Regions from separate parts of the Homo sapiens genome. Here region 2 is linked to region 1. Evidence: read pairs that join two places in POLR2A ChIA-PET (ENCODE). Cell type or tissue: K562. All regions are shown on one strand.

Region 1 (2,500 bases):
AATAGATGAAGAAGGGATTAGGAGCCAGAGGAAGACATGACAGGACACTGTTGGAAAGATGGGTTGAAGACAGATGAGCAAGCCAAACACATCACACCAGTGTATTCAAGGAACCCTCAGTCATTTGTCAAAAGTTCCATTTCCAAATCTGTGCATGAGTTTGGTCACATTTTGGCTGAAATATGTTCATGTGTACTATAAAAGTGTCTGTTGTTTAAGCTATTTAATAGACTATTAAATAACAATGGTTAAAGAAAGTTTATTTAAAAACTCCACAAGCATAACAAAATAGGTTTATATTTCTGTGTTCCCACCCAGGCTTTCCAAACATATTTCCCAGCTAAAATCACTTTAAGACCGGGTGCCATGGCTCATGCCTGTAATCCCAGCACTTTGGGAGGTGGAGGTGGGTGGGATCACCTGAGATCAGGAGTTTGAGACCAGCCTGGCCAACATGGTGGGACCCTGTCTCTACTAAAAATACAAAAATTAGCCGGTCATGGTGGCGGGCACCTGTAGTCCCAGCTACTCGGGAGGCTGAGGCAGGAGAATGGCTTGAACCCTGGGAGGCAGAGGTTGCAGTGAGCCGAGATCACGCCACTGCGCTTCAGCCTGGGCAACAAGAGCAAAACTCCATCTTGAAATAATTAAACTAATAAATAAATAAAAATTTAAGAAATAAAATCACTTTAAACATCTTCCACGCTGTTTTTGGTTTTCAGAATATCTTAGTATAATAATGATTTACTTAGCTATCTCTGTCTTTTGATAAAAATTTATTTTTCTTCGTTCTTTTGTTCTTTCTCTTTTCCTGTCATAAATGTTTCAATAGCTAACTTTGGGCATATAACCTTTAATTTATTTGAATCATTGCCTTTCATTAATGCCAGGAATGGACTACCTATTTCTTTTCTTTCATTCTTTTTTTTTTTTTTGAGACGTAGTTTCACTCTTGTTGCCTAGGCTGGAGTGCAATGGTGTGATCTCAGCTCACTGCAACCTCCACCTCCTGGGTTGAAGCGATTCTTCTGCCTCAGCCTCCTGAGTAACTGGGATTACAGGCACCCATCACCACACCCAGCTAATTTTTTGTATTTTTAGTAGAGACGGGGTTTCACCATGTTGGCCAAGCTGGTCTTGAACTCCTGACCTCAGGTGATCCGCCTGCCTTGGCCTCTCAAAATGCTGGGGTTACAGGCGTGAGCCACCCGGCCTGGACTACCTATTTCTAAAATTGTTTTAAATATTCCCAAATCGCTTTCCATACATTTTGTCCACTGGTGTGAGTGTTCTGTGACCATGGGATATAAAACATTGACAGCTCTATTAGGGGATAAATGGCATTTGAGAATGATATAAAGGTGCTACTCATCTACCTGGTACTATACGGGAAATAACATTGGTCTTGAAAGCAGGAGACCTGGGCTCTTGTATTAGCTCTGCTGACTCATCAGCTTTACGATCTTGGACAGATCATTTCACTGTCAAAGACCTGTTTTTCCCTTCATTCTACTGAGCTAAAAATAAACACCCTAGAGAATTTTCGTGAACGTCAAATGAGGCAATAATATCTGTGAAGACCCTGTGAAAATGACACAAACGTAAATTTGAAGTACTTTGAAAGAGCAAGCTGAAAATAATTTAACTTGGTCTAGAAAATCGTAATGGAGACTGTGTGGACGTGAAGAGTGTTCTGCAAATAGCTCCCAAGCCTTTACTTGCCAAGGCTCGTGGCTGAACATGTTTGCCCTCATTTATTGTTTGCAGCTTCCTGAGTTTTACTCGTTGTCCTTTTGGGATTAATTTCAATTTGATTCATCTTTTCATCTGCTTAGCCCTTCTCTATTTTGGTATCAAGTTGATTTTTTTTTTTTTTTTTTTGAGACAGAGTCTCCCTCTGTCACCCAGGCTGGAGTGCAGTGGCTCGGTCTTGGCTCACTGCAGCCTCTGCCTCCTGGGTTAAAGTGATTCTTCTGCCTCAGCCTCCTGAGTAGCTGGGACTACAGGTACCTGCCACCACGCCCAGCTAATTTTTGTATTTTTAGTAGAGACAGGGTTTCACCCTGTTGGCCAGGCTGGTCTTGAACTCCTGACCTCAAGCAATCTGCCTGCCTTGGCCTCCCAAAGTGCTGGGATTACAGGCATGAACCACCGCGTCCGGCCTCAAGCTGATTTTTTAATTTGTTTGTTTTGTAAAGACAACCTCTCACTATGTTGCTCAGGCTGGTATCGAACTCCTGGCCTCAAGCAATCCGCCAGCCTAAGTCTCTGTCTCTGTGCCAGCCTACTATCAACTTTTATGTTAATTACCAAATGCTGCTCTTCCAGATTGTTTAACATTCATTCATTCATCCATGCTGCAGTCTACAAATATTTATTGGATGCTGTGGCTCACATCTGTACTCTCAGCACTTTGGGAGGCTGAGGTGGGAGGATCACTTGAGGCCAGGAGTTCAAGACCAGACTGGGCAATATAGTGAGACTCTCTTTCTCTACTAAA
Region 2 (2,500 bases), 480 kb before region 1:
CAGAGAATTACAAATCCTAAATGCAGTATTTTATTAACACATGAAAATTTTATCTGGGTAAGAAAGTGGGAGGCCATAGACATTAAGACGTTTATTAAACAATTTTTGTTTACTTGGTTTTTTTATGAGATCATTTCAAAAATAAAAATACTTCCAGCTATTTCAGATCACATTATTTATCATTAATCAGTATATTTTAAAAGTTGCCTAATAATCTGTTTTAAATTTGAGGGTTCCTTACCTTATCCTTAACATGTGCATTTTTTTTTTTTTTTTTTTTAATTGAGACGGAGTCTCACTCTGTCGCCCAGGCTGGAGTGCAGTGGCGCGATCTCTGCTCACTGCAAGCTTCGCCTCCCGGGTTCATGCCATTCTCCTGCCTCAGCCTCCCAAACAGCTGGGACTACAGGCGCCCGCCAGTGCGCCCGGCTAATTTTTTGTATTTTTAGTAGAGACAGGGTTTCACCGTGTTAGCCAGGATGGTCTTGATCTCCCGACCTCGTGATTTGCCCGCCTCGGCCTCCCAAAGTGCTGAGATTGCAGGTGTGAGCCACCGCGCCCGGCCAACATGTGCATTTTTGAGTCTACATATTGTGTTGTATGTTAATTGAATTCTTAACGTATACTAGACCTTTAAAAGAGCACTGTAATACAAGTTGGTGCTGGCCAAAAGAAACTTAAGTGGTGAGACAGTGCAACACAAATTTTTTTTTTTTTTTTGAGACGGAGTCTTACTTCATCGCCCAGGCTGGAGTGCAGTGACGTGATCTCTGCTCACTGCAACCTCTGCCTGGCGGGTTCAAGCAATTCTCCTGCCTCGGCCTCCTGAGTAGCTGGTATTACAGGCACCCACCACCATGCCTGAGCTAGTAACACATTTTCTGCACTCATCTTTGAACTTCTGGATTTGCCCCTTATATATGGTTTGCTCTCTACCTCAAGTTTCCCAGTGTTTGTCTCATATAAACCTTTCGTCTTGTTTTGTTTTGAGACAGGGTCTGTTACCCAGGTTGGAGTGCAGTGGCACAATTATGGCTTACTGCAGCCTCGACCTCCTGGGCTCAAGCAGTCCTTCCACCTCACCCTCCCAAGTAGCTGGGACTACAGGGGAATGCCTCCACGCCCGGCTGATTTTTGTGTTTTTTTGTAGAGACAGGGCTGTGCTGTGTTTTCAAGGCTGATCTTGAACTCCTGAGTGCAAGCAATCCACCCACCTCAGCTTCCTGAGTAATAGCTGGGACTACAGAGGCATGCTACCATGCCTGCCTAATTTTTGTATATTTTGTAGAGACAGGGTTTTGCCATGTGTTCAAGGCTGGTCTTAAACTCCTGGCCACAAGCAATCCACCTGTCTCCGCCTCCCAAAGTGCAGTGATTACAGGTGTCAGCCACCGTGCCTGGAATCTCCTATAAACTTATTCTTCAAACTGATTTTGTGTGTTTTGAATATTTTTTACTTTGTAGCATAATATTAAGCTCTCAGATTTTAACTCCATAAAGTGTATAGTTTGGGTTGAAGGATGTGTTTGTTTATACTGTTTTTTGTTAGTTAGTTTTAGCATGGTAAAGAAATTCTGTTTGTGAATATGTTTTTGTGAAATTGTATCCTTTCACCTTATAGTGTACTTTATATTCTTCCTTCAGAATACCTTAGCTCATAACAAATTTTCTAATCAGTAACTATTGTTGCGTATAAGTATTTTCATGTTAGATATACCTGATTTGAGAGTGATTATTTTGCCTTACAATTAATGTTTAGCAATCTTTTTCTGTGTAGATTTAATGATATTCATGTTCCTGTGAGATTAGAAAGTGTGAAATTTGCCAGTCATTGTTTAATGAATCACCCAGATTTAGCGAAGGATCTCACAGGTAAGCTAGCTGGTTTATTACACATATTAGCATAACCATACAACTATATTGTAGATATGACTTGTGACCTAACTTCACTTTCCAAGTAGGTTTTAACTCTGGTATGGTCTCGTGTTTTCATTTGTTGTGCACTAAGAAATGATTTCATGTTCATGTAATAAAATTACATTTAAAATCTCTTTATTTGTTTGTTTGTTTATTTTAAGAGAAAGGCTTTCACTCCTGGGCTCAAGTGACCTCTCACTTTGAGATCCCGAGTATTACAGGCGGGTGCTACAATGCCCAGCTTAAAATCTTCATATTTTAATCCTTTGAAATTTTTTGAAAATCATAATTTAAGGAAGTAGTGTATTTCTTAAGACATTGGATTTGGGTAGAAATCATTATGTCTATTTAATTAAATATAGTGGCATTTAATAATAAGTGGGAACATGATTATCTTCTGCACTAGACTAGAATTTTTCATTCTTTTGAATCTAGAGCATTTAAATCTACCTTTTTGGTAGCAGCACATAAGTGGTTTTTATCAGCAGGCTGTTATTTACCAAAAAGAACAGGGGAAACAACATGTTTTTGTTTAGATTTAGTTTGTATTATAAATTATTTAAGAATTTTTTGAACAGATTAT

Evidence for each region. Peaks named below come from ENCODE experiments on the same cell type or tissue, not always from the same donor. Only the 100,000 strongest peaks of a DNase experiment are listed, where the experiment ranks them.
Region 2: POLR2A ChIA-PET joins it to region 1 with 6 read pairs; 3 of 35 experiments call an interaction of 5 or more read pairs at or near these places.

Annotation. Positions count from the first base shown.
Region 1 is chr4:39,426,864-39,429,363 of GRCh38, reverse strand. The region is part of intron 1 of KLB (klotho beta); the gene reads right to left. Among named protein-coding and RNA genes, the nearest start is that of MIR5591, 16 kb to the right of the region's middle. In K562, no CTCF peak of the experiment used is centred here; a DNase peak (open chromatin) is centred at 1,423.
Region 2 is chr4:39,909,616-39,912,115 of GRCh38, reverse strand. PDS5A (PDS5 cohesin associated factor A) reads left to right here. Exons shown (of 33, transcript NM_001100399.2): 10 at 1,778-1,872. Among named protein-coding and RNA genes, the nearest start is that of PDS5A, 67 kb to the left of the region's middle. In K562, no CTCF peak of the experiment used is centred here; no DNase peak of the experiment used is centred here.